2 separate regions of the Homo sapiens genome follow, and region 1 is linked to region 2. A link is a contact called in ENCODE Hi-C or POLR2A ChIA-PET data. All regions are on one chromosome and are shown on one strand. Each heading gives the region's core, a stretch centred on a gene start or an enhancer-like site at or near the end of the contact. The rest is flanking DNA. Distances are from core to core; before and after follow the strand shown. Region 1 holds the start of SAMHD1 (SAM and HD domain containing deoxynucleoside triphosphate triphosphohydrolase 1). Region 2 holds the start of ACTL10 (actin like 10).

Region 1 (2,953 bases), core at 137-2,636, 3.3 Mb after region 2:
AGGGGGAAGAAAAAAAAAAAAGGAGAAATGCAATTTCCCATACCCATTCAAGCTATCTTTGGGTCCTGAACCACTAATGTTCCTCCTACCCCAGTTTCCAACCTAGCCAAACAGGGCCCCACCTAACAAATGCAAAAATTTACTAAATTTGCAAATCCCAACCACCAAAGAATCACCTTCCTATTGGACACCTAGAGGATATAAGGCAGGAGTCAAATCTCACACCCACCACAAAAAGTTGAGTAGAATTCACAAGGATGGATGCTTGGATACGAATCAGTAAAATATGATTAAAACTCAACCTAAACACTTCTCCAGGGGATGTGGCCAAACTGTGGCATGCTGGGGATTCAGTGGTCAACTGAACAACCCCAAGGTTCAGATTTTGGAGGGGAACCTGCTTTTAAAGAGCAAAACATGTTCCTTACCATGTTCTGCAAGTGCAGTCAACACACGCCTATCGGGCGCTGCTGGGATGCCAAGGAAGGTGATGGGAATTCAGAGATTAACCAAGCCAGTTCCTTCCCCTTCAGGAAAAGCCTCAATTCAGGGAGGAAACCGAAACCTAAAAGCCCCAGAACATCCTCTGATGTGGCAAGTGTTCAAGGAGCTGCGGTTAGCGCGGAGGGGTCCCGCGAGCCTGGATGACAGCAAGCCGCCCACCAAGGTCTGGGGAAAAATCTCCTTCTAACTAAAAAAAAGGGACCCGAGTCTCGCTTGTCCCGCGCCGGGGTGGCAAGTTAGTGAAGAAACCCACGAGAGTGAGATCCCAATCTACGACTGCCCCTCCCAGGTCCTCAATCCCGGGAGCCTGCTCCCATCCTACGAATCGCCTATCCCAGGCGACCCCATGTCTTCTTCCTCCGCCTCGGGGAGTCAGTCCCGGGAGCCCCATGCCGCAGGCCCTCCTGGGAACCCCCGCCGCAGGGCTCCCTCCCCCGCCTCGGGTCTTCCTTTCCTCGGCGCCCCCAGCGCAGGTCCGCCCTCCCGGGTGCCTCCCGCCGCAGGGCTCGCTCCTCGGCCTCGGTCCTCTCGTGGGGCCCCCTCCCTCAGGGCGCCTGGCCCGCGCCCCAGGTCGCCGCCCTTCGCCCCTCAGCCCCTCCGGAGCCGCTACCTCGGATGTTCTTCAGCAGCACCGGCTCTTCAAAGCCACCGCGCCTGAGGAAGGAGCACACCTGCTCCGGACCCCATGTCTTGTAGTCGGGATGGAGTTCCAGGCCCGGGGACCAGTCTGCCTCTGCGGAAGGGGTGTTTGAGGGGGTTCTCGGGCTGTCATCGCAACGGGGACGCTTGGAGGGCTGCTCGGAATCGGCTCGCTGCATGGCTACACCTGGCGTCCGGCACAGCAGTCAAGAACCTCGGCGCCGGACCCGCGCGCAGGCGCACTGACAGCAGGGCCCTGGCGGGGAGTCCAAGGAGTATTGGCAGCCTATTGGCCTCCTGCGCAGGCTCACTGACAGTTGAGCCCTTCGGGCAGGGCAGCCTAGCGGCTCTTGCCTTGGGCTCCCTGCGCAGGCGCAATGGCAGTCCAGTCGTCCTCAAATCAATCCCGCCAGGGCGCTGGACGTGAACGCGAAAGGGCGTGGCTAGAAGCAGAACTGAGGGCAGTGCTGGTGGAAAGGGGGAGGAAAGAGCGCGCCCGGCACCGCACCCCCAATTAGGGGCTCGTCTAGTGAATTGGGGGTATTCTCCTTCGAATGAGTACACTACCCGCCGCACCTTGGCCGGGTTTCAGATGCCCCAAACTTAAAAGAAGCCTAAAAGGCCGTCAGGCTGCCAGCACCTTCCCAGTGAAGAGGAAAACAGTCAAGGTGCTGAACTGGAAGAACCCGGAATGATTTCAAATGTGACTTGAGGGTGTCTTCATTCCACAGTATTGCTGGTCAACTAGAGGGCCCTGGGATACCTGTTGTCTGGTGTCCACACAGGAGGGGACTTCAGACTTCTTTCCAACTAGAGACAGAGCCCTCCATCCCAACTGCATTCCCAGAGGAAGGAAAGTGGCCAGTCTGATTACTTAAAATTTAACTTCTGAGGACTTTTACTGCCTGGTTGTAACAGCATGTGAAAATGGCAGGCATTTTCCCATCACTTAACCCCTCTGCGGCAGGGCTCAAACTTCCCTATAAATACTGGTCCATGCAATTGCCTGGTAAAAGGACATATCACTATTACTGTTAATAAAGCCAACACACCTTCCCAGCAACCAAGGCATAGACCTGTTTAGGGGGTCAAGGACGAATGAGGCGGAATAGCTTATCATCAAGCAGTATGAACTAGTGGTCTACTGGTGAGCCAAAATATTATTTGCAAACAGAGCTTTACTGTGTGCCAGGCACGGTTCTAAGGGCTTTACAAATATAAAATAATTTTATATTTATACATAATACTAAATGAATTAAGTACATTCATTAAATTATTTAAATATTAAATAATTTTTATAACTTCTAAGGGTTTTACAAATATTGTAAAGTTCTAAGGGCTCTACACATATTACTTCACTTAATTATCACAATTACCTTAGGATGTAGGAAAAAGTAATTTGCCGCAGGTCTTCTTTTTTTTTTTTGAGACGGAGTCTTGCTCTGTTTCCCAAGCTGGAGTGCAGTGGCGTGATCTCAGCTCACTGCAACCTCTGCCTCCCAGGTTCAAGTGATTCTCATGCCTCAGACTCCCAAGTAGCTGGGACTACAGGCGCCTGCCACCACACCTGGCTAATTTTTGTATTTTTAGTAGAGACAGGATTTCACCATGTTGGCCAGGCTGGTCTTGAACTCCTGACCTCAGGTGATTCCCACACCTCAGCCTCCCAAAGTGCTGGGATTACACAGCCGTACCCAGCTGCCCAAGGTCTTACAGCTAGGAAATGATGAAGCCTGTATTCAAACCCAAGAGATGTAACTTGGTTCCAAAGTCCATGGTCTTGATAACTTGCCAACCACTGCTTGTTAAA
Region 2 (2,725 bases), core at 90-2,589:
ATTTTGGGTTACATTCACCTGAGTCTTCTACCTGCAACCAAACTGGTCCTCAGGAGGATGAGGCTTTGCAGAGACAAGAAGTGACCTCTTTCCTGTGTGGGGGGATTATTACTACCTTTTGGAGGAGAAAACCGAACCCAGAGAAAGATCAAGACTTGCTTAGGACTGCACAGTGAGTCAGCTTCAGAACTGAGTCTTGCTGGGTGCGGTGGCTCACACCTGTAATCCTAGCACTTTGGGAGTCCAAGGCAGGTGGATCACCTGAGGTCAGGAGTTCGAGACCAGCCTGGCCAACGTGGCGAAACCCTGTCTCCACTAAAAATACAAAAATTAGCCGCGTATGGTGGTGCATGCCTGTAGTCCCAGCTACTCAGGAGGCTGAGGCAGGAGAATCACTTGAACTCGGAAGGCAGAGGTTGCACTGAGCTGAGATTGCAACGCTGCACGCCCAGCCTGGGTGACCGAGACTCCGTCTCAAAAATAATAATAATAAAAAAAAGAACTGAGTCTCAAACTGAGGCCCACGTGAATCCATCCGTGGAAGCCCATAAAGGTAGGGCCAGAGCCTCTCGGGGGCTCTTCAGGGAAGCTGCAGATCTGTGATGAAAAAGCTTTTTCTTCAGCACTGGGAGGGGTAGGGGGCCACACATCTGGACAGAGTACATCAGATAATTCTAAGTGGTTTGGGAAAGGAATCAGACTGTGCTGGGCTGCTGAAGCCAGACCCCTGGATGCCAAAATCACTGCCCTTGGCTCTGTCCAGAAGAGAGGATGGGTCCAGGGAGTTGTCATAAGGTAGGGAGCTGCGAAGTGCAGCTGCTGGGGAGTGAGGTCACAATGAGCCCAATCCAAGTTCTTTTCTGCCTTCTGACCAGCCCCTCCCCTCTCCACAACCAGGAACTTCCGTCAAGCCCAGGTGAGAGGTGCCAGGAGGCTGCCTGGGTCCTCAAGGGGGATATATGTCCAAATGGCCTTACCACAAGGCCCCTTCGCCCTCAAAGTTCTGCTCCTCCCGGGGGCTTCTTAGGATCTAAAAGGATCAGTCCTAGCCATCTCGTCAGCCATCTCAGCAAGGGCTGACGGGGCGGAACAGCAAAGCAGAGGCGGGTCCTGAGAGCGTGGAGCCTGAAGCCCGGCGCCAGAGGGAGACCAAGAGGGTGAGATGCGGCTGGAACCCAGCCAGAGCGGAGACTGAAGCCTGAACTAGGGGCCGGGCCTCAGGCCTAGGAACTAGCCACGAGCTGAAAAGGAGGCGGATGGCCCGGACAGAAGAGGCGGGGCTTTCAGACCAGAGGGCGGAGCCAAGAGCTGAAAAGGGTGGTGATTTGGTCCAGAAGAGGAAGAACTTAGGCTCCGGAGGCAGAGCCAAAGGCTGAAGGGGACTACTCCCTAGGACAGAGGCCGGGAGGTATCGGGCCGACGAAGCCGAGTGGCGCGGAGGAGCGGAGCCTTCAGCCCCGCGGCTGGGCCGAGCCCGAAGGTGGCGTCGGTGTCGGGGAGCCGCCGCGTGCACCGGCCGTCCTCCCTGGGCCGCATCGCGGTGGTGGTGGACCAGGGCTCGGGCTTCACCAAGGCGGGCTTCGCGGGCGAGAACCAGCCGCGCATAGTGCTGAAGAGCTCTAGCTTGGTGCCCAGCTGGGACCGGCCGGTGCTGCCCGGAGCGCCGGGCTGCGAGCTGGCGGGCGGCGTGGCGCGGGCGCACCCCATCAAGCACGGCGTGGTGGCGGACTGGGAGGCGCTGGAAGGGCTGTGGGAGCGCCTGCTGGTGGGCGGCCTGCGGGTGTGCCCAGAGCAGTGGCCCGTGCTGGTGAGCGACTCGCCGTTGGCGCCGCCCGCGGGCCGCGAAAGGGTGGCGGAGCTGCTGTTCGAGACCCTGGCAGTGCCCGCGTGCCACATGGCTAGCACCGCGTTGCTGGCGCTCTGCTCCACCGGCGCGTTCAGCGGGCTGGCCGTGGAGGCGGGCGCGGGCGTGTGCCACGCCACGCCCATCTACGCGGGTCACTCGTGGCACCAGGCCACCTTCCGACTGAACGTGGCAGGCAGCACCCTGTCGCGCTACCTGCGGGATCTGCTGGTGGCGGCGAACCCTGACCTCTTGCAGCAGGCCCTGCCCCGCAAGGCCATCACACATCTCAAGAAGCGCAGCTGCTACGTGTCCCTGGACTTCGAGGGCGACCTCCGCGACCCCGCCCGCCACCATCCGGCCAGTTTCAGCGTGGGTAACGGGTGCTGCGTCTGCCTCAGCAGTGAGCGCTTCCGCTGCCCCGAACCCATCTTCCAGCCGGGCCTGCTGGGCCAGGCTGAGCAGGGGCTGCCCGCGCTGGCCTTCCGGGCGCTGCAGAAGATGCCCAAAACGCTGCGGACACGCCTGGCAGACACCGTGGTGCTAGCCGGCGGCTCCACACTGTTTCCTGGCTTCGCCGAGCGCCTGGACAAGGAGCTGGAGGCGCAGTGCCGGCGGCACGGCTACGCGGCCCTGCGGCCCCACCTGGTGGCCAAGCATGGGCGTGGCATGGCTGTGTGGACCGGCGGCTCCATGGTGGCCTCCCTGCACTCCTTCCAGCGCCGCTGGATAACTCGGGCCATGTACCAGGAGTGTGGCTCCAGGCTGCTGTACGATGTGTTCAACTGAGTCAGGCTGGACTGGGGGGGGTGGCACTGCGTTGGGGGACAGCTCTCTATCTAAAGAGTCAAGTGTTTGGAGCTGGCAGGGTCCTCCTGGAGG

What was found. A loop is a pair of places that touch in the nucleus more often than their neighbours do. ChIA-PET counts read pairs that join two places held with the same protein, here RNA polymerase II (POLR2A). Pooled maps may share reads with other maps.
Region 1: a pooled map shows a loop between it and region 2 (2.6-fold over the local background). The contact joins the promoter of SAMHD1 here to the promoter of ACTL10 in region 2. A Hi-C loop is called at or near these places in 1 of 50 pooled maps. POLR2A ChIA-PET finds 5 or more read pairs at or near these places in 2 of 52 experiments (GM12878 and H1).

The regions. Positions count from the first base shown.
Region 1 is chr20:36,950,322-36,953,274 of GRCh38, forward strand. SAMHD1 (SAM and HD domain containing deoxynucleoside triphosphate triphosphohydrolase 1) reads right to left here and starts at 1,387. Exons shown (of 16, transcript NM_015474.4): 1 at 1,115-1,387. The coding sequence starts at 1,322. RefSeq lists a silencer at 882-1,101.
Region 2 is chr20:33,665,604-33,668,328 of GRCh38, forward strand. ACTL10 (actin like 10) reads left to right here and starts at 1,340. Exons shown (of 1, transcript NM_001024675.2): 1 at 1,340-2,725. The coding sequence starts at 1,895. The coding sequence ends at 2,632. All of the region lies in intron 5 of NECAB3 (N-terminal EF-hand calcium binding protein 3), which reads right to left. RefSeq lists enhancers at 1,033-1,252, 2,063-2,142 and a silencer at 1,383-1,712.